Regions from separate parts of the Homo sapiens genome. Here region 2 is linked to region 1. Evidence: read pairs that join two places in POLR2A ChIA-PET (ENCODE). Cell type or tissue: CD4-positive, alpha-beta T cell. All regions are shown on one strand. Each heading gives the region's core, and the rest is flanking DNA. Links, peaks and the distances in the headings are about the cores only. Region 1 holds the start of PCF11-AS1 (PCF11 antisense RNA 1). Region 2 overlaps DDIAS (DNA damage induced apoptosis suppressor).

Evidence for each region. ChIA-PET counts read pairs that join two places held together with the same protein. Peaks named below come from ENCODE experiments on the same cell type or tissue, not always from the same donor. Only the 100,000 strongest peaks of a DNase experiment are listed, where the experiment ranks them.
Region 2: POLR2A ChIA-PET joins it to region 1 with 11 read pairs; 21 of 35 experiments call an interaction of 5 or more read pairs at or near these places.

The regions. Positions count from the first base shown.
Region 1 is chr11:83,179,510-83,191,373 of GRCh38, reverse strand. It overlaps PCF11 (PCF11 cleavage and polyadenylation factor subunit), which reads right to left. Exons shown (of 16, transcript NM_001346413.3): 12 at 10,183-10,366; 13 at 9,365-9,520; 14 at 8,883-8,975; 15 at 8,301-8,336; 16 at 5,580-6,695. The coding sequence ends at 6,480. It overlaps ANKRD42-DT (ANKRD42 divergent transcript), which reads left to right. Exons shown (of 3, transcript NR_149009.1): 2 at 206-319; 3 at 6,521-6,883. It overlaps PCF11-AS1 (PCF11 antisense RNA 1), which reads left to right and starts at 3,890. Exons shown (of 1, transcript NR_133914.1): 1 at 3,890-5,853. In CD4-positive, alpha-beta T cell, for the core only: no CTCF peak of the experiment used is centred there; no DNase peak of the experiment used is centred there.
Region 2 is chr11:82,912,994-82,924,857 of GRCh38, reverse strand. DDIAS (DNA damage induced apoptosis suppressor) reads right to left here. Exons shown (of 6, transcript NM_145018.4): 2 at 11,472-11,571; 3 at 10,007-10,135. The coding sequence starts at 10,119. Among named protein-coding and RNA genes, the nearest start is that of DDIAS, 17 kb to the right of the region's middle. In CD4-positive, alpha-beta T cell, for the core only: no CTCF peak of the experiment used is centred there; no DNase peak of the experiment used is centred there; H3K27ac peaks cover 852 bases.

The DNA of each region.
Region 1 (11,864 bases), core at 2,216-6,215:
GTGAGTTGAGATCGCGCAATTGCGCTCCAGCCTGGGCGACAAGAGCAAAACTCCACCTCAAAGAAAAAACAAAACAAGACATGGGGCAGCTGAGGCCTTTTGTATACCAGGCATTTATCGAGTTATTCATGTGGGCCAGTTTCTGTGATAAATGATTTGCAAATAATACCCAACTTAATCTGTATTGTTATTTTTATTTTTACAGATGAAGAAACAGCTCAGATTTGACCAAGATCACACAAGTAGGAGTTGAGGAATTGGAACCCACTATGACTGACTCCAAATTAATATAGTGTTTATAGCCACTTACATAATAATGGTAAAGGTTTTATTTTTTTCACTATACAATATGTAGTAGATAAATTTACTGAGGAAATGAGACAGCACGTGACAAATCCTTAAAGGATACACACATGACAGGAAGGATTAGAAGAGGAAACAGAAACAGGTAACAGAGAAGCAGAAAAAGTAAAATCTCCCAAAATAAAAATAGAAGGAATTAAAAATAAAAGCAGACTCCGGGTGCAGTGGCTCATGCCCAGCACTTTGGGAGGCCGAGGCAGGTGAATCACTTGAGGTCAGGAGTTTGAGACCAGCCTCGCCAACATGATGAAACCCTGTTTCTACTAGAAATAAAAAAATTAGCCAGGTGTAGTGGCGTGCACCTGTAATTCTGGTTACTTGGGAAGCTAAGGCAGAAGAATCACTTGAACCCGAGAGGCAGAGGTTGCAGTGAGCCAAGATCATGCCATTGCACTCCAGCCTGGGTGACAGAGCAAGATTATAAAGTCTTCTCAATAAAATCGTCTCAAAAATAATAAAAATAAAAGCAGAAGTTAATGAAATAGCAAATAAAATTGATGATAGTAATTAGCTGGTGTTTGAAAAGAACAATAAATAGAAACTCAACAAATCTGAGGAAGAAAAGGAAAAAAAATGGTATTGGAAACAAAGGAGCCCATGGACGGAGGATGGCTTGAGCCCAGGAGGTTGAGGTTGCAGTGAGCCATGATTGCACCACTGCACTCCAGCCTGGTCAACAGAGCTAGACACTGTCTCAGAAAAAAAAAAAGAAACAGGCCGGGCATGGTGGCTCACGCCTGTAATCCCAGCACTTTGGGAGACCAAGGCAGGCGGATCATGAGGTCAAGAGATCGAGACCATCCCAGCCAGCATGGTGAAACCCCATCTCTACTAAAAATACAAAAATTAGCTGGGCGTGGTGGCAGGCGCCTGTAGTCCCAGCTACGTGGGAGGCTGGGGCAGGAGAATTGCTTGAACCCCCAGGAGGTGGAGGTTGCAGTAAGCCGAGATCGCGCCACTGCACTCCAGCTTGGCGACAGAGTGAGAGTCCGTCTCAGGGAAAAAAAAAAAAAAAGGGCAAAGGGACATCTTACAAAGGAGACTGTGAAAATCAGAAAGAAATTATTTTGTATAACATTATACACGTTGAGCACCCCTTATCCAAAATCTGAGATTTTCAGTCCTTATCCAAAATCTGAAATCCTTATCCAAAATCTGAGTGGCTGAGATCACGCCACTGCACTCCAGCCTGGGCAACACAGCGAGACTCTGTCTCAAAAACAATAAAGTGAGTGTGGTCCAGAAGAGATTAAGAAGCTAAGAAAAGCACACTGGTTTTAGCAAGAAGTCATTGATAATAAGAGTAATTTTAATAAAAAAGCTAAGATGCAATATCCAGACTGCATGGGATTTCAAGGTAAGTGCCTGACTATGGAAGAAATTTTTTTTTCTTTTTTTTTTGAGACAGAGTCTCGCTGTGTCACCCAGGCTGGAGTGCAGTGGCGCAATCTTGGCTTACTGCAAGCTGCCTCCTGGGTTCACTCCATTCTCCTGCCTCAGCCTCTCCGAGTAGCTGGGACTACGGGCGCCCACCACCACGTCCAGCTAATTTTTTTATTTTTAGTAGAGACGGGGTTTCACCGTGGTCTCGATCTCCTGACCTTGTGATCCGCCCGCCTCGTCTTCCCAAAGTGCTGGGATTACAAGCGTGAGCCACCGCGCCCAGCCTGGAAGAAGTTTCTTAAGTGAAACAGGGTTCAGAATACATCCTGGAGTGGTCATCTCAGTATTCTAGAGAACTGGAACCTTTTGTGAGTAGGAAGGAAGGTATGATTCCAGTTAGTAAATATGACTAGTCCTCCACTTCTACCTCAGTTTTTCTAAAGTGGGGTGATAAAGCAGGATATCATAAATCAGCTTTTTATATCTTGTTTCAGAGAAGGGAGCAGGGCCAACCCCAGGCAAAAACAAAAAACGAAGTGGATATTGGTGACAGTCTGTACTCCTTTCTGCCTATGTGCCATTTTCTGTTATTTCCCAGTCATTCTTGTTCTTCTTTTGGTGCTCACTCCCAAATCTTCACAGGGGTACTCCTTGGGTACCTTTTGGCTCTTATTTAGCTACTCTTCCCCACCTGCTCAACACAATGCCCATTATCTCTGGGAGCTGACCCCATTTAGGATTAGGAAAAAACTTCCCAATTCTACAAGAGTGCAGGTCTTTCTTGATAATAGTCTTTATTTTCCATTTCTACCTCCATTTAGGCAGCTACATTTTTCCACCTGCAGCATGGTTAGATGCCTCCTCAGATTTTCCTGAATATTTTGTGTAAACCTCCATTAGGTTGCTTACTTGGTACTAAATTGTAAGGTCAGTCATATAAAAAATATGTATATACTAAGCTGTTATATGAGAATGTTTTAATTTTTTATATGTAATTCCTTATTTTTCTTCCCAAAGCTTTTTATTTTTAGCTGAATTGCAATGAGATTGCTTTCTATTTTCCAAAGCATCAAAGTTGGACATTTTCAGTGGGAAAATTACACTAAAACCAGGAGGATATAAACTTAATGAAATCTTTAGATTTTAGGAAACACATACTTTTCCTTTTACTTGTTCTCTCAAACTTCAATTCAATTTAAAAGAAAATGTTCCATCATCTCTGAGGCTTCATTTAATTTTCCTTACTGCACTTTACAGTGTTAGATTACTACTTCTAGCTAACAGTGTTATGTATTGACTCTTTTTCTATCTTTGGGGATGCTGTTGATGTTGATTTCTGAATTATTTACCAGATCTGGCTGTTCATTAGAAAAAACTATGGAGCTTGAATACTAGAAGTGCCCCTGAATGCGAATCAACTAAATGAGACTCTCCAGAGATTAGGAATCTCTTAATATTCACTAATTCTAAGCCAGGTGTAGTGGTGTGCACCTGTAATCTAGTTACTTGGGAGGCTGAGGTGGGAGACTGGCTTGATCCCAGGAGTTCGAGGCCAGCCTGGACAACCTGGTAAGGCCCCATCTCTAAATTTAGTATTAAAATTTGTTTTAAATTCACTATAATTCTAATGCACAGCCAAATATGGGGCAGATCTGGATCACTGCCTTACATCTGGCCTTCTACCTCAAAGAGAAAATAAGAATTGAACTCAAACCCAACTGTAAATACTAGTGGCCATCTTGGAGAACACTGGCCCACCTCCATTCCAAAGCTAAATCCTTCCTGTGCTTTTATTTTTTTTGGCAGACAGTGTCCCTCTGGTTTTTCATATATTTGGTAGCGACGGAGTTTCACCATGTTGCCCAGGCTGGTCTTGAACTCCTACACTCAAGCAATCTACCCACTTCATCCTCCCAAAGTGCTGGAATTACAGGCATGAGCCACTGTGCCCCGCCCCTCCTGTGCTATTGTTGATACTATCTTGTTACAACCTTGAGACTGGTATACCGGTCATCTCCATCTTCAACCCATTTCTCCACTGAGCTCCTCTTAACATGCTAATGCCTCTCCTATTTGTCTAACTACAATTCAATCTCTGGAGTTAAACTTCATTTAAAAAAATAGCTTTTAATATTTTGTTACCTCTCATCCACACTACCCATTGCACCAGGTGTTGGCACCCATACTCAGCTGTTCTTAGGTCAACAGTTAGAGTATTTCTGAGTCTTACATATTTTCTTGACTTCATTTTGTTGACTACCTCGTCCATTGAAATTTTCTTCCTGCGCACACCTGTAATCCCAGCACTCTGGGAGGCCAAGACGGGCAGATCACTTAAGGTCAGGAGTTCGAGACCAGCCTGGCCAACGTGGTGAAACCCCGCCTCTACTCAAAATATAAAAATTAGCCAGGCGTGGTGGCGGGCACCTGTAATCCCAGCTACTTGGGAGGCTGAGACAGGAGAATCACTTGAACCCAGGAGGCAGAGGTTGCAGTGAGCCGAGATTGTGCCACTGCACTGAGCCGAGATTGTGCTACTGCACTGATCCAGCCTGAGCAACATAGCAAGACTGTCTCAAAAAAAGAAAAAAAAAAATTTTCCCATTGCTGGTTTTCCCATTTTCTTTTTGACCTTCCCACCTACCAGTCTTTGTTCCCCCATCCTTGACCCTCTTCTCCATGTGGATACCGTTGATACACTTTTAGGTTTGAATATCACCTTCCTTTTAGAATGTTCCATACCTTTAAGCATTTGATAAAAGCTATGGTGGTTTCCCCAGAAAAATGTTCAACAGGAAGTTTTGCCTACATTTTTGGATTCACAGACCTCAGTTCCTATGGCAGTGTTCATATACGTAAGTTCAGCTGTTACGTGTTTACAACTCAAATCCAATGGCTACCAGTTTTCCCACTGGACCTCTCTGGATTTAGCAATCTCTAAAATTGTATTCACTTGATTCTTAAAAAAATAAAAAAGCTTAAATGCAGATAGGATGTCACCCTGTTTAAAATTTCTAGTGGCTGCTCTGGTCATCAGTTTAATAAAAATTCCTTAGCATGACCAAGAAGGCTCTTCACTACTTAAAAATAAAGGCTGGGCACGTGGCTCATGCCTGTAATCCCAGCACTCTGGGAGGCCAAGGCAGTAGGATCACTTGAGCCCAGGAATTCGAAACCAGCCTGGACTACGTAGTGAGACTCCATTTCTACTAAAAAAATTAATGGCTCATCATAATCTATTCAAAACTACTGAGTTTTAACCATAAGAAGTCAATTTTTGAAAACACAAAAGTATTTTAAGCCTTTACATTTGCTGTTCATTTTCCAAAGATACCCTTCCCATCAGTATGGACTCCACTCCTGGTTATCCTCCAAGACTCAAATGTCACCACTTTTGTAGAATCTTCCTTAGCCACCTTCCAGTAGTTTGGTGTGCTTATTTCTATCCTAACAATCAATTTGGGGGTATCTTTTAAAATTGCAGAAATTGTATGGAATTAGAGGAAACAAAGCCACGTTCAAATTCTTATAAAAATTTTAAAGTGAGTGGCTTAATTTCATCTGTAAAGTGGGGACACCATCTACCATGTAGTTATTAGATGTGAATACCAGAGAAAATACATGTAGAAAGTGCTAGTGCCTGCCACATACTATGTGCTCAATAAAACTCAGTGTTTTATATGCCTATCTCCAATAAATGGCAGAAAAGACTAACCTGTCTCAGAGTGCCTGGCTCATAGCAAGTACCATGTTCATGTTTCAAAAAACAGATGAAAGACAACAAGAAAGTCACATTCTAAAGCTTTTCAAGAAATAAAGAAGTACAAACAAAGTTTCTTCATCATTCTATTTATTACATGTATGAATATTAACATCTCATGGTGTCCATCTAAGTCAAAACCAACAAAAGAAAAAAGTTAACCATATCTCAAGCAAACATTCTTACAGATTCCCGTTACTTAAAATAGAAATATGTTCATCTGCATTAAATCATTTGACAATTTGAAAAAGTCTTTAAAAAAAAAATCACCTTTAGTACTTAAATATATTTGTTAATTGTTTGATGGCATCAGTGTCCAAGTTCAAGAATAAAACTTTGCATCATTAGATATTTTCAAAAGTGAACATCTGGATGGTTCTCTATACCTGGAGATGTGTTTGTGTATATATATATATATATCTGCAAAATATGTCCTATTTTATCTTTAAAATTTTTTCAAAATCTGGCTTTTCTATTTGAGAAAAGCCCTACGGTGCTCTCTCGGAACCCCCTTTTGAAGGATGAAACCTCAAACTTGCTTCTTTAATCAGTGGGAGGCTACTAGAAAAAAAATCTTATGTTGAGGTTGCTGTTCAATTCCATTTTTACCCAATAAAAAGTACAGAAACTATTTGATGGTGTGCATAAATATTACACTCCATGAATAGCAAAAATATTTTTTATTTATAATTTACAGTTGCACAGTGAAAAATCGTACATTTTTACACATACAATTTCATTTCGTTAAATTTGCACACATCTACAGAACTTTCACACAACAAGCACCTGAAACTCTGCAGGCAGTAGGAAATGCAAATACTAAAATGTATTTATTAACCAAATGATAGCTGAAGGCCCTGCCTCAGCCAGACAATTTATATAGATATGTCTATATATACATAAAAAAATTCTTCACCTTCTAGATCCAACAGCAGCTTTTTTAAAAAAGAAAAACATACCTTTCTCATTTTATTTAAACTGACTCGACTGTGTCATTTTCTGTTTTAATTTCAGAGGGTGTTGCTATGCTTTCCTCTGTACAAGCTGGTGGTGTATCAATTCGTTCTTCCTTAACTTTGGGACTGTCACAGGGTTCCTGCAATTCGTTTTTGACAATGTTCAACATAATATTCAAGGGGTTTTCAACTGGTGTCTTGCTGGGAGATGGTGTACAATCAAATGAAGATGTCTACAAAATGAAAGGCCCTATGAGTACTGATGAAAGTTCAAAATTCTCACATTAAATAACATTTAGTCTTGTAAGACCCTTGTATGAACAAGAGAACACACATACAACCAAATGCAAATGAAACACCTGCCTCCCAACAAAATGTGCCATAAAGACAACCAGAAATAAAATATATATTGCACGTTCAATATGTACTCAGCAGTGAGTTAAGCAGTTAACAGCTAAGTTATAGGACATTATACAGCCAAAAAAAGTTGATTAGACATGCTTCTACATTTTAATCTCTACATAGATGTTAAACTCATACATATATCCTGGGACTTGTTACTACCCTAATTTCAAATAGTCTGAGGATTTTTTAAATCCCCACAAACCATCACCCTCAACACTAGTCTTCTGACAACCTAAATAAACCTTCCAAATTGCCTCCAACCCATTATCTCTAAAAACCTATTTATTCCATTACTTGATTTTAAAAACAGACTACAAATATGACCATTTGAACTTTTTTTTTTTTTTTTTTTTTTGAGACAGAGCTCACTCTTGTCGCACAGGTTGCAGTGCAGTGGCATGAACTCAGCTCACTGCAACCTCCACCTCCTGGATTCAAACAATTCTCCTGCCTCAGCCTCACAATCAGGTGGAACTATAGGCACCCGCCACCATGCCTGGCTAATTTTTGTATTTTTAGTAGAGACAGGGTTTCACCATGTTGGCCAGGCTGTTCTCGAACTCCTGACCTCAGGTGATCCACTCGCCTCGGCCTCCCAAAAGTGCTGGGATTACAGGCATGAGCCACCACGCCCAGCCGACCATTTGAACTTTTAAGGTCAACGACTGGTATCATTTTTAGATTCCGTATGTGATCATTAAAAAGTATACCTATTTTGGCCGAGCACGGTGGCTCACGCCTATAATCCTAGCACTTTGGGAGGCCAAGGTGGGTGGATCACTTGAGGTCAGGAGTTCAAGACCAGCCTGACCAATGTGGTGAAACCCTGTCTCTACTAAAAATACAAAATTAGCCAGGTGTGGTGGTGCACGCCTGTAATCCCAGCTACTTGGGAAGCAGGGGCAGGAGAATCCCTTGAACCCAGGAGGTGGAGGTTGCAGTGAGCCGAGATTGCGCCATTGCACTCCAGCCTGGGCAACAAGAGCGAAACTTTGTCTCAGAACAAAACAACAAAAAGAATATACCTATTTAGATGGCTGAATAGAGATGTAAGAAAAAAAAATAGCAGTAAATGCTACCCATAGCTCTAGAAACGTATCCCCATCAGGATCCTTATCTTCACTTTTCCTCACATTTCTTTGGGCCTAGTGGACTAGTAAAAGATACCATGATTCAAGTGAATAAAATGCAAGGAATGATAAATTTCAAAATTTTAATTGTTTGCGTTATCACAGAAAATGATATTCATATATGTCAATTCTGTCAATCTGGCACCAGTTTTTACTGAACAACCTAAATGCTATATCAAAAAACAAAAACAGTTCAATATATTAAGTTTAAAATAACAATATTGCTCTGATGCAAAAAAAAAACTGAAAAGTAAAATTTATTAATGCAAATGAGAACAAATACAGTAACCAAAAAGAACTTACATTTTGATAATCTTCATAACATGATGGATGATAAATCTGAAGCAAAAAGAAAAAAAGTAAATATGTGCGTATTCATTTCTAATGGGCTATTCTGATATTTCTTTTTAACTTTAAGCCAGAAGATAGTCTTTGGAAAGAAGACAAAAATTATTTGGTCCCAAAATGGATAAAACCAAATTTTCATCCTTATGCTTAAAGAGTCTGAAAAACTGACTTCTCTTGGCCCATTTAAGTATCTAGCCTAACTTGCTTTGTTTTCAGCACAGTATAGTTTGATGATGAAATATAAATCCACAATCAAAATAGTGTGGGTCGACAGAAAAACGACTAACTAGATTCAGAAGACCTAGTCCTGGGTCTGTCACTGACTAATAGTGCAACCTCCTGTGTAAAGTGTACAGAACCGGGTGACTGCTAAGATCCCTTCTAATTCAAACATTCTATTACTAAAGTCCAATACCCTTTTTATTAAGACCAAAAATCAAACAAAAACTATTATGAACCGCCTCCTTTCAAAGTAATGTGTTAACCCAACAAAAAAACACTAATCTTAACACTTCCTTATAAAGAAATGAAAATTACCTTTCCATCTACTCTAATAGCATTTTTCAAATGCCATTCCTCCTCTTCTTCATCCCAGTATTGTTCAAATTGTTCTTGACAGATTTCACAACTCTAAAATAGAATCATATAAAATGAAATTTACATAATAGACCATATTTAACCCCATTAAGTAAAAATATACAAACACTGTTAAGTGGAGTAAAGAATTTATGAGTGTTCCAAAAGTTTGAATAATGTCCAATATACAGTATGATTCAAAATACATTTATGGGATTCTGTCAATCTTTCCAGTAAAAAGAGTAAACATTTCACTGCTTTTGGCCACTGTAGTTATGAAACTCAAAGCTAGATTGTAAGAGTAAAATTGAAGAGTAGAGCTTTCAAGAAGTCTTAAAATCATTAAAACAGGGATATAAATATAGTGATGTGTTTATGAGTATTTACATAAAGGAAGTGAGGGACACTCCCACTGTGAGAAAACTTAAACGTTCTTCTCTCACCTCAACTGCTCCAGCTGGTCCAGCAGGTACACTTTGGAACTCTTTTTCTTTAGCAGCCTCTTGAGTTTTGAGCACAACTTCTTCATGCACCTTTTCAAAAAACTGGCTCTTTGCCCGTTCTTCCAGATCAGCTATCTCCTCAAATTCTATCCAGTCCTTAAAAGGAGTTGATTTTTAAAAGATTATTCCATTTATTTCTAAATTTTTACTGTGTATCTTCAATATAATGCCATTTAAAGGTAGGGGTATACTATTTTCTACATTATGCTCTAATATTATTTAAAATTATACTTTGAAACATATAACTAATGACAACATGAAACTAATAATTAAGATCTTTTCCATTAACTCTATAGTTACAACTACTAATTCAAAAAAGACAAGCTTCAAGTATATTTTTTTTTTTACAAAAAACAGTCCTAGAGCCTGGGAATTTTAGAGCTAGAACAAGCCTGTAGGCTACACTCTAATCTTAATTAAAAAAAAAAAAATTCCCTTCAAAATTCATTTTTTAAAAAATGTGTTTATATTCCAGGGGTCAAAGCCTTGGACTTTTAGAGCTAGAACAAGCCTGTATGCTATACTCTAATCTTAATTTAAAAAAAAAAATACTCTTCAAAATTCATTTTTTAAAAAATCTGTTTATATTCTAGGGGTCAAATTTTATTCAGGAAATTTCAATGTTAGATTCCAGCAGTTATTAAAATTATTAAATTACTTAATTAAAATTAAATTTTAATAATTATTAAAATTAATATACTTTTAGAATGATATAATTTAAGCCTAAAAGATACTATGGAGGCACATGGGTTACTTACTGTTAAACTGTAGTACCAACGTCTATGAGTGACTTTTCGGCTAACATCCTTTTCAGTTCTATTTTGCCGATAATGCCAGTCCAAATGATCTGCATAAACATCTGTCTGTGATGTTGTAAACCTCATTCCACAAGAGTAACACTGAATACCAGTGTACAGTCGATTTATAACACTGTCATAACGTCTATTTTGAAAAAGAAATAATCTTTAGTGTTGATAATATGGCTTAATGGCCTTTAAAAGCCAATTACAAATATTTCAATTTTCCATACTGTAACAATGGTGAAACCAAGAGCTGGCTGAAACAGTTAATACCCAAAGATCAGTATTATTCTCTAACAATGTGATTGACCCTCTTTACCTTAACTTTGGTGACTTTTGGAAGATGGAGCCTGTCTTCTTATTGATAGCCCTGACCCAGTTATTTATTTCCTTTTAGCTAAAAATGAAATGATCCTGTGCTAGCTAACAAGGCAATAGTTAGCTTATTTTAGTTTGGAGTCAAGTCAAGATGGACATGGCAGAACAGTTAAATTTCACCTCTCTAGATCTTTGGCATTCTGAATAATTCAACTTCTCCACTCTGGTGTAACAGTGAAAAAAGGACAGAAGAAATAATAATAGTATGGATAACTAAAGAGAAAACTTAGAATACCATTGGGAAACAATAATTAGTTTGCTGTGGTCAACAAATAATTAGTTTTTTAAATTCTGGGCTCCCTATTTGGGAAGAAACAGGTATATATAGAAGACCAAGTAAGTGAACAAACAGAGCAGTTATTAACTCCAAGAAAAAAAAAAAAAATAGCCGGGCACAGCGGCTCACGCCTGTAATCCCAGCACTTTGGGAGGCCAAGGTGGGCAGATCACGAGGTCAGGAGCTCAAGACCAACCTGACCAACGTGGTGAAACCCTGTCCCTACTAAAAATACAAAAATTAGCTGGGTGTGGTGGCACATGCCTGTAATCCCAGCTACTTAGGAGGCTGAGGCAGGAGAATCACTTGAATCGGGAGGCGGAGGATGCAGTGAGCCAAGATCACGCCACTGCACTCCAGCCTGGGCCACAGAGTGAGACTCCATCTCAAAAAAAAAAAAAAAAAAATAGAATAAAGCAAATAACAGAACACTGGTACTTTGTTACAGCAACAAAATAAACATCTAGTCACAATATTAATACTGAATAATAAAAAACAGTCTTATAACTACATGGAGGGGAGTTAGTAGGACACTACAAGAGCTAGCTAAATCCACCCCCCGCCCGTTTTTTTTGGAGACGGAGTCTCGCGCTCTGTCACCCAGGATGCAGTGCAGTGGCCCGATCTCAGCTCACTAAAGCCTCCGCCTCCTGGGTTCAAGCAATTCTCCCCACCTCAGCCTCCCGAGTAGCTGGGATTACAAGTGCCCACTACCACGCCCAGCTAATTTTAGTATTTCTAGTAGAGACAGGTTCTAGTAGAGACATGTTACCATGTTGGCCAAGCTGGTCTTGAACTCCTGACCTCAGGTGATCTGCCCACCTCAGCCTCCCAAAGTGCTGGGATTACAGGCATGAGCCACTGCGCCCAGCCTAAATCACTTTCAGAAAGTTAAGAGATTATGTCCAGATGTGGTAAATCAAGAAACAGAAAATTATGTGTATTATAAGAAATAGGTGGCTCAAACCTGTAATCCCAGCATTTT
Region 2 (11,864 bases), core at 3,748-7,747, 270 kb after region 1:
AGTTTCATTTGTTTTTTTTTTATTTTTATTCATTTATTTTTTTGAGACAAGGTCTTGCTTTGTTGCCCAGGCTGGAGTGCAACGGTATGATCTTGGCTCACTGAAGCCTTGACCGCTCAGGCTCAAGCGATCCTCCCACCTCAGACTCCTGAGCAGCTGGGACTACAGGCACATGCCACGATGCCTGCCTAATTTTGTTTATTTTTGGTAGAGGATAGGTTTCACCATGTTGCCCAGGCTGGTCTCAAAATCCTGGACTCAAGCAATCCTCCCATCTTGGCCTCCCAAATGCTGGGATTGCAGGCATGAGCTACTATGCCCAGCCTCATTTGTTTATTTTTCTAGCGTACTTATATTTAGCCCAGATGTAGAAGAACTGGTGAGATAAGTAATCCTTAATGTTTTCTTAGTCTTGAAAACCTTAAAAAATCTGATGAAAGCAATGGACTCACTCTCTCCCCACAAAAAACAGATATGAACACGATATTCTACATATCTTAGGGACTGGAGGAGTCATACATACCTATAATGTATCCACAGATTCCAGCTTAAGAATATCCTGACTATATGATTATATAACATCCCTTTCCAAGTTTATAGACCCAGATTAAATACACACAAAGTAATGAGACATATTTTAAAAAACATATCTCTTAATGCTTCCACATATCACTTCCCCCACAAAGTAAGAAAACTATGATCTATATGTGTGAAATTAAATTTGACTTGCTTAAGTAAATGATATAAACTTTTTGGGTAGTTGGGAATGGGGGAGAGGATAGGTAGCCTCTGAGCGATGAGTCCTATTTTAAGATAGGAAAAGAAAGTTATTAGTGTTAGAAATGGATTTCTAGGCTAAAAGGAATTATGGGTCCCATTAGTCACCCAGAAGGGCAATTTCTATGTAGATAGCTTGTCTGGATAAATAAATCCCTTCTCCAGCTTATAATCTGGGGAGAGTACAGACATACACTATTGTGTGTGTATGTGTAGTTACTGCTTCATATGAAGGACCGAACTAACTTTGTACACATTTTTTTTTATAGATGTATGTCTATGTTTGTATATTTACATAATGAAACCCCCTTTCAAATGAAATTTAACTTGGAACACTAATATAAGGATGAGAATAGAGATCTTGTTGAAACTAACGTGGGGGCCCTAGAGTCTTACCTACTACTCAGCACTAGGTACTATTACTACTCTAATCCCATCTCCCTCCATAAGCACTTCCATGGAGCCCCAAGGCTCTGCAGAATACCTATAGATTGAAAACTACATTCAATCTACTGATCTGATCTTGGAGGTAAGAAAGTTAATTCCATAAAGCACAAAATACTTATTATGATTATAGTCACTAAAAATTTCAGGTTCAAAGAAAATATTTAGGGACGTCTCTCTGTTCTTCAGCATCTCTAAGATCTTCTGCAAAGGCAAGAGCATGGAACTCCTCTGTCATAAGCTTGCAGTGCTATAGCAATGGGGAAATGAACATGAGGAATTTCTGTTTCCTGTGTTGGCTTACAACTGATTCCAAGTAAGAAAAAGGGAAAGCAAAAACAACAGTAGAAAAGATAAGCACCAGGATTTAGATCATCATGGCGGATGGGAGGCAGGATTAGATTGCAGCTCCAACTCGGACAAAGCAGCATGTTGGGGCTCGCACTATGAATTTTAGCTCCAGAACAACTGCAAGAACAAACCAGGAATCCCAAGAGGACCCACAGACCCTCTGAAGGAAGTGGACTGCTCCTGCAGGACCTGGGAGACACCCCAAATACTGTGTGGTATTCAGGGCCGAGACACCCATAAACGATTCACATCACAGGACTCTGTGCAGACAAACCCTGAATACCACCCCGGAGCCAGACAGACTGGCTGGATGGCTAGACCCAGAAGAGAGATAACAATCACTGCAGCTCGGCTCATAGGAAGCTACATCCATAGGAAAAGGGGGGAGAGTATCACATCAAGGGAACATCCTGTGGGACAAAAGAATCTGAACAACAGCCTTCAGCCCTAGACCTTGCCTCTCTGACAGAGCCTACCCAAATAAGAAGGAACCAGAAAACCAACTCTGGTAATATGACAAAACAAGGCTCTTTAACACCTCCAAAAAAAATCACACTAGCTCACCAGCAATGGATTCAAACCAATAAGAAATCCCTGATTTACCTGAAAAAGAATTCAGCGAGGCACCAGAGAAAAGCGAAGCCTGACGCAAGGAAATCCAAAAAACAATACGAGAAGTGAAGGGAGAAACATTCAAGGAAATAGCATAAAGAAAAACAATCAAAACTTCAGGAAACACTGGACACACTTACAAAAATGCAAAATGCTCTGGAAAGTCCCAGCAATAGAAATGAACAAATAGAAGAAAGAAATTCACAGCTTGAAGACAAGGTCTTCAAATTAACCCAATCCAACAAACACAAAGAAAAAAGAATAAGAAATTATGAACCAAGCATCCAAAAAGTCTGGGATTATGTTAAACAGCCAAACCTAAGAATAATCGGTGTTCCTGAGGAATAAGAGAAATCTAAAAGTTTGGAAAACATATTTGGGTGAATAATTGAGGAAACCTTCCCCGGCCTTGCTAGAGACCTAGGCATCTAAATACAAGAAGCATAAAGAGCATCTGGGAAATTCATCACAAAAAGATCATCACCTAGGCACACTGTCATCAGGTTATCTAAAGTTAAGACAAAGGAAAGAATCTTAAGAGTTGTGAGACAGAAGCACCAGGTAATCTATAAAGGAAAACCTATCCGATTAACAGCAGATTTCTTTGCAGAAACCCTACAAGCTAGAAGGGATTAGGGCCCTATCTTAAGCCTCCTCATGCAAAGCAATTATCAGCCAAGAATTTTGTACCCAGTGAAACTAAACATCATATATGAAGGAAAGATACAGTCTTTCTCAGACAAACAAATGCTGAGAGAATCTGCTACTACCAAACCACCATTACAAGAACTGCTAGGCTGGGCGCAGTGGCTCATGCCTGTAATCCTAGCCCTTTGGGAGGCTGAGGCGGGTGGATCACCTGAGGTCAGGAGTTTGAGACTAGCCTGGCCAACATGGTGAAACCCTGTCTCTACTAAAAATACAAAAATTAGCTGGACGTGGTGGTGGGTGCCTGTAATCCCAGCTACTCGGGAGGCTGAGGCAGGAGAATTGCTTGAACCTGGGGGGGCGGAGGGTGCAGTGAGACGAGATTGCACCACTTCACTCCAGCCTGGGCGAAAAAGCGAAACTCCGTCTCAAAAAAAAAAAAAAAAAAAAAAAAGAAAGAAAGAAAAAAACTGTGAAAAGGAGCTCTAAATCTTGAAACAAATCCTGGAAACACATCAAAAACAGAATCTCTTAAAAGCATAAATCATGAAGGACCTATAAAACAAAAACAATTTAAAAAGCAAAAACAAAAAAAACAAGGTACACAGGCAACAAATACCACAATGAATGCAATGGTACCTCAAATCTCAATACTAACATCGAATGTAAATGGCATAAATGTTCCACTTAAAAGATACAGAATAGCAGAATGGATAAGAACTCACCAACCATCTGCTGCCTTCAGGAGACTCACCTAACACATAAGGACTCACATAAACATCAAGTAAAGGAGTGGAAAAAGGCAGTTTGTGCAAATGGACACCAAGCAGGGGTAGCTATTTTTATATTAGACAAAAACAAACTTTAAAGCAAAAGCAGTTAAAAGAGACAAAGGACATTATATAATGATAAAAGGCCTTGTCCAACGAGAAATATCACAATCCTAAACATTTATGCACCTAACACTGGAGCTCCCAAATTTATAAAACAATTACTAATAGACCTAAGAAATGAGATAGACAGCAACACAATAATAGTGGAGGACTTCAATACTACACTGACAGCACTAGACAGGTCATCAAGACAGAAAGTCAACAAAGAAAAAATGGATTTAAACTATGCCTTGGAACAAATGAACTTAACAGATAATATACAGAGCATTTCATCCAACAACCGCAGATTACACATTCTATTCAACAGCACATGGAACTTTCTCCAAGATAGACCATGTGATAAGCCAGAAAACAAGCCTTAATAAATTTAAGAAAATTGAAATCATATCAAGCACTCTCTCAGGCCATAGTGGAATAAACTGGAAATCAACTCCAAAAGGAACCTTCAAAACCATGCCAATACATGGAAATTAAATAAGCTGCTCCTGAATGATCCTTGGATCAAAAATGAAATCAAGATGGAAATTTAAAAATTCTTCAAACTGAATGGCAATAATGACACAACCTATCAAAACCTCTGGGCTGCAGCAAAGGCAGTGCTAAAAGGAAAGGTCATAGTCCTAAATGCCTACATCAAAAAGACTGAAAGAACACAAACTGACATTCTAAGGTCACACCTCAAGGAACTAGAGAAACAAGAACAAACCAAACCGAAACCCAGCAGAAGAAAGGAAATAACCAAGATCAAAGCAGAACTAAATGTAATTGAAACAAAAACAAATACAAAAGATACATGAAACCAAAAGCTGGCTCTTTGAAAAGATAAATAAAATTGATAGACCGTTAGCAAGATTAACCAAGAAGAGAGAAAATCCAAATAACCTCATTAAGAAACAAAACGGGACATATTACAACTGACACCACTGAGACACAAAAGATCATTCAAGACTACTACAAACACCTTTACACAAGCTAGAAAACCTAGAAGAGATGGATAAATTCCTGGAAAAATACAACCCTCCTAGCTTAAATCAGGAAGAATTAGATACCCTGAACAGACCAATAATAAGCAGCAAGATTGAAATGGGAATTAAAAAATTACCAACAAAAGGCCGGGCGTGGTGCCTCACGCCTGTAATCCCAGCGCTTTGGGAGGCTGAGGTGGGCGGATCATGAGGTTAGGAGATCGAGACCATCCTGGCTAACACCGTGAAACCCTGTCTACTAAAAATACAAAAGATTAGCTGGGCATGGTGGTGGGCACCAGTAGTCCCAGCTACTCAGGAGGCTGAGGCAGAATGGCGTGAAGAGAGGTAGAGCTTGCAGTGCGCTGAGATCACGCCACTGCACTCCAGCCTGGGCGACAGAGTGAGACTCCGTCTCAAAAAAAACCAACGAAAAAAAGTCTGGGACCAGATGGATTCACAGCAGAATTCTACCAGACATTCAAAGAAGAATTGGTACCAATCCTTCTGACGCTATTCTATGAGATAAAGAGGGAACCCTCCCTAATTCATTCTATGAAGGCGACATCACCCTAATACCCAAATCAGGAAAGGACATAAGCAAAAAAGAAAACTACTGCCCGATATCCTTGATGAACATAGATGCTAAAATCCTTAACAAAATACTAGCTAACTGAATCCAACAACATATCAAAAAGATAATCCACCATGATTAAGTGGGTTTCATACCAGGGATGTAGGGACAGTTTAACATACATAAGTCAATAAGTGTGATATACCACATAAACAGAATTTTAAAACCAAAAATCACATGATCATCTCAATGGATGCAGAAAAAACATTCAACAAAATCCAGCATCCATTTATGATTAAAACTCTCAGCGAAAGTGGCATACAAGGGACATACCTCAATGTAATAAAAGCCATCTATGACAAACCCACAGCCAACATAACAATGAATGGAGAAAAGTTGAAAGCATTCCCTCTGAGAATTGGAACAAGACAAGGATGCCCACTCTCACCATTCTTCTTCAACATACTACTGGAAGTCCTAGACAATGCAATCAGACAAGAGAAAGAAAGAAAGGGCATCTAAATCAGTAAAGAGGAAGTCAAACTGTCACTGTTTGCTGACAATATGATTGTTTACCTCGAAAACCCTAAAGACTCCTCCAGAAAGCTGCTAGAACTGATAAAAGAATTCAGCCAAGTTTCTGGATACAAGATTAATGTACACAAATCAGTAGCTCTTCTATACACTAACAGCAACCAAGTGGAGAGTCAAATCAAGAATTTAACTCCTTTTACAACAGCTACAAAAACACACACACAAAAAAAAACCACACAAAAAAAACAAATTTAGGAAGATACCTAACCAAGGAGGCAAAAGACCTCTACAAGAAAAACTACAAAACATTGCTGAAAGAAATCATAGACAACACAATGAATGGAAACACATCCCATGCTCGTGGATAGGTAGAATCAATATTGTGAAAATGACCATGCTGCCAAAAGCAATCTACAAATTCAGTGCAATCCCTACCACCATCATTCTTCACAGAATTAGAAAAAACAATTTTAAAATGCATATGGAACCAAAACATGGCCTGCACAGCCAAAGCAAGACTAAGCAAAAAGAACAAACCTGGAGGCATCGCATTACCTGATTTCAAACTGTACTATAAGGCCATCGTCACCAAAACACCATGGTACTGGTATAAAAATAGGCACATAGGCCAATGGAACAGAATAGAGAACCCAGAAATAAACTCAAATACTTACAGCCAACTGATCTTTGACAAAGTGAACAATAGTGGGGAAAGGACACCCTTTTCAACAAATGGTGCTGGGATCATTGGCTAGCCACATGTAGGAGAATGAATCTTATATAAAAGCAACTCAAGATGGATTAAGGACTTAAATCTAAGACCTGAAACTATAAAAATTCTAGAAGATAACATTGGAAAAACCCTTCTAGACATTGGCGTACCCAAAAGCAAATGCAATAAAAACAAATAGCTGGGACTTAATTAAACTAAAGAGCTTTTGCATGGCCAAAGAACAGTCAGCAGAGTGAACAGACAACCCACAGAGTGGAAGAAAATCTTCACAATCTATACATCTGACAAAGGACTAACATCCAGAATCTACAACGAACTCAAACAAATCAGTAAGAAAAAAACAAGCAATCCCATCAAACAGTAGGCTAAGGACATAAATAGACAATTCTCAAATGGCCAAGAAAACACATGAAAAAATGCTCAACATCACTAATGACCAGGGAAATACAAATCAAAATCACAATGCGATACTACCTTCTTCCTGCAAGAATGGCCATAATCAAAAAATCAAAAACCAGTAGATGTTGGTGTGGATGCAGCAATCAGAGAACACTTCTACATTGCTGGTAGAAATGTGAACTAGTACAGCCACTATGGAAAACAGTGTGGAGATTCCTTAAAGAACTAAAAGTAGAACTACTATTTGATCCAGCAATCCCACTGCTGGGTATCTACTCAGAGGAAAATAAGTCATTATATGCAAAAGATACTTGCACACTCATGTTTATAGCAGCCCAGTTCACAATTGCAAAATCGTGGAACCAACCCAAATGTCCATCAATCAATGAGTGGATAAAGAAACTGTGGTATATATACACGATGAACTACTACTCAGCCATAAAAAGGAATGAATTAATGGCATTGCAGTCTCCTGGATGAGACTGGAGACTGTTATTCTAAGTGAAGTAACTCAGGAATGGAAAATCAAACACCATATGTTCTCAGTGATATGTGGGAGCTAAGCTATGAGGATGCAAAAGCATAAGAATGATACAATGGACTTTGGGGACTTGGGGGGAAGGGTGGGAGGGGGTGAGAGATAAAAGACTACAAATAGGGTGCAGTGTATACTGCTCGGGTGATGGGTGCAGCAAAATCTCACAAAGCACCACTGAAGAACTTACTCATGTAGCCAAATACCACCTGTACCCCAATAACCTATGGGAAAAAAAGGTAAGCACCAGAAATTATGGAAATAGTTTTAAAAAATTTTTGTGTCAATGTAGTATATGCAGAAAACAGGTTATATTTCCATGGACTATGTTTCCATAGGCAAGGACTATGTGCCATGGGTTTTATATTCCAAAAGGGTCCAGTCACAAGTCCTTTCCGAGGTCACTTTAAGTTCTAAGAAAGAGAGGGGAAGATGTCATTCTGAATACAAACTTCGCTGCTAATTTGGAAGTAATATGGTGACTATGAAGGTAGACAGAATTCAGATTGTTTAGGCTTGAATATGTTTCTGCCCCTAACTAGCTGGCTGTGTGATGATTTGCGGTAAGTTACTTAACTTTCCCAAGCTTCAGTTGTCTCCTTTAAAGGTTGGCATTAACAATAGCATTCACTTCATAGGGCTATTGTATTAAAAGATATAATGCCCACAAAGTTCCTAGCACAGTGCCTACTGTACAGCAAACACTCACTAATGTTATCTACTGGTATTACCCGTCTAAATAAGTAACAATGGCATTATTGTTCAACCTAAATTTTTGTTGCAGATTATCTTTAAAATAAATGACTGGAAAGAAAGAGTTTTAAAAATATTTTATATCTATATATTACTGATAATGTATCAGACAATGTTCTAGGCATGTTATGTATATTAACCTATTTGATCCTTACAAGAACCTTATTAGGCAGATATTACTTTCCCCATTTTGAGGCTCAGATAATTAAAGTGACTTGCCCAAGGCCACACAGCTATAATGGCAGGGTTGCAATTTGAATCCAGGCAGTCAGCTCCAGAGAATTATGCTTTTAATCATGATAACATACTGCAATAAGGTAAAGTATACTTATAATAGATTATAATAATAATAGCTACCACTTTGGAAATCCTAATATATGTTATGTATTCTACTAGAACATTTCTGTGCATTATCTCTAACTTTACAATGATCCCATATTGTGGGTACCATGATCCCACCTTACAAATGAGTAATTAGACTCACAGAAGTTAACTATCTTGCCCTAGGTCACATAGTTAATGAGAGCCAGAGCCTACATGAAACTCTGTTGTGTTCTCTGAAGCTTGAAATTGTTCCATTACAGTAAGTCCTCATTTAATGTTAGTGATAGGTTCTTGGATACTGTGACTTTAAGCAAAACTACTTATAGCAGATTCTCAAACAACATCATTATAACGTTGATGAGAAAAAAATTTGTTTCATTATACATCATTTTGCGTAAAGTTGCGGTGTCTAAGAATCCAACAACATTAAGTAAGGACTGTATACCACACTGCTTCTAAGTACAGATTTTGATGAAAGGCAAATAGCCCATGGGTTTTAGTTGTTTCAGATGACAGGCAAGAACCTGAAAAGGGGTGAACCTAAGACAATCTAAACACTATCATGCTATCACTTATTCATTCATTTAACCAACATTTGTTGAACACTTTCTATGAACTAAGCCCTAGCCAAGGATTTAATGATGAATAACACAAACAGGGTCTTTCTCTTAGAGCTAACAAATGAGTGCTTGAGAGAGTGGCTTAATAAAGGAACAGTGTGATAACTACTTCAAGGATTACTTAGAGTCTAGATATGAGTTAGAACTGCCAATCCTTTTCTGCCTCCCCATTCAATGCTAACTAGACAAAAAGACTAGTTAAGAATATTGCTGGCACACTACTCTTTCTTACATAGTTCTAGTTACTTACTAGGTATTCTTGTCCTCTCTTCGATGCAGAGAGACAGTGTTCTGGAGAAACTTCAAACCTAACCTCTCGTTTCTACTCTATAAAGATCAGAGGAAGACCTTAGGCTCTCAGGTATAGTTGGCTTGCATCTGAGCACCATGATAAAGAATTATACGCCAAACACCTTTCTAGTTGCTAAAGGATAGAAATTACTATAACATAGTCCCTGGTCTCAAGGAATTTATTTATTTATATTAACAACTATTCTACTGATCATGCAAAAATAAACAAAGAATAAACACAAGTCTCCTATATTATTCCCAGGGATATCCCAGAAATGGGCTAAGTTTTGTACCCAGTATTGGAACTTACTCTCTGAGAAGTTATTTTTCTTCAATGAGGCAAGTATTTAGCAAAGGACTTGACAGTAACTTAAAACTTTTCTCTAGTAATAGAGGATTAGCAGTGAAATCTGTTCTGGGATTTACAGAAGAACCAACCCCTGAGAGAATCTAATGTCCTTGTTTGGTAAATCTGGTCCTTGCCCTTGAGCCATAGGAAATCTACAGTGTGCATTTGTATTTCCTCTCTCACACTTACAGACTTTACTTTTACCTTTTGGAGACCAGGATTATCCTAGAGAAGCACTTCTGACATGATGGATATATAAAACTTGAATTCTGGAGAGCAAGTACTGAGGCTAGAAGAAATTTTCGTCTTCTGTTCATGTGTTCACACCGTGGTCTGCAAAACAAAATAGCCATTGGGATGACTGGCAAATCTTTCATTGCAGTGCATATTCTTTTCTTAGGAAAACCACTTAACCTCTACTGCAAAGCTAATAGATGTCATTTGTTTCACTTTCAAAGTGAAGGTGGTATCAATGTATTGGAAAATTAATTCTTTTTCTCCTTAAAATATTAATAGGAAGAAAATCACATTTAAAACAGAGTAGTTTAAGAAAATTCTTGTATCCTGTTTCTTAATAAATGCTCTATCCCAGTAATTCAGGAAAGATGTCATTTAGCTTCTTCACACCTTTACAAGAAGATACACAACTTGTGTCTGCCATCAATACAAAGGAAACTACCGGTTGAGCATCTTGAATCTGAAAGTCCAAAACCCAAAATCTGAAATGTTTTGAGTGCCACCATGATGGCACAAATCAAAATTCCACACATAAGTACTTAACACAAACTTTGTTTCATGCACTAAATTATTAAAAGTATTGTGGCCGGGCGTGGTGGCTCATGCCTGTAATCCCAGCACTTTGGGAGGCCGAGGCAGGCGGATCACCTGAGGTAGGGAGTTTGAGACCAGCCTGGCCAACATGGTGAAACCCCATCTCCACTAAATACAAAAAGTAGCTGAGCATGGTGGGGGGTGCCTGTAATCCCAGCTACTCAGGAGGCTGCGGCAGGAGAATTGCTTGAACCTAGGATGCGGAGGTTGCAGTGAGCCGAGATTGCACCATGGCACTTCAGCCTGGGCAACAAGAGCAAAACTCCATCTAAAAAAGAAAAAAAAAAGTATTGTATAAAATTACCTTCAGACTATGTGTATAAGATGTATATAAAACATAAACAAATTTTATGTTTAGACTTGGGTCCCATTCCTGCATCTCATTAATTATGTGCAAATATTCAAAAATCCAAAATTCACAAGACTTCTGGACCCAAACATTTCAGATAAGGTATATTCAATGTGTACATGAACTTACATGAATCTTTTAAAGAACCTAAATTGGTGGAAATTGTTCTTTTTTAGCTGAAATATCACTTTATTAGATTTCAGTGTGCTCATTTGATACATCTTGAAGAGAAAAAAAAGACTTCAGATTTTGTAAACAGAAAAAGCAAAATGTTACATGTCAAATGATAGCTCAAAGTGTTTTAATATCCTTGTATAAAACACATCAGGAAGGCCAAGTGTGGTGGCTTATGTCTGTAATCTCAGCACTTTCAGAGACTGAGGTGGGGGGATTGCTTGAGCCCAGGAGTTCAAGACCAGCCTGGGAAACACAGGGAGACACTGTCTCTACAAAAATATAAGAGAATTAGCTGAGTGTGGTGGCACGTACCTGTAATACCAGCTGCTTGGGAGGCTAAGGCAGGAGGATCAAGGCCATAGTGAGCTATGATGATGCCATGGCACTCCAGCCTGGGTGACAGAGCAAGACCCTATCTCCAAATAAACAAAATCAGAGAAGTCAAATAATAAAATACAGACACACCTCATTTTATTATGCTTCACTTTATTATGCTTCACAGATATTACATTTTTTTTACAAATTGAAGGTTTATAGCAACCCTGTCTCAAGCAAGTCCACTTTTTCAGTGGCATGTGCTCACCTTCCATCTCACATTTTGGTAATTCTCACAATATTTCAAAAGTTTTCATTTTTATTATATCTGATGGTGACTTGTGATCAGTGATGTTTGATGTTACTATTGTAATTGTTTTGGGGTGCCAC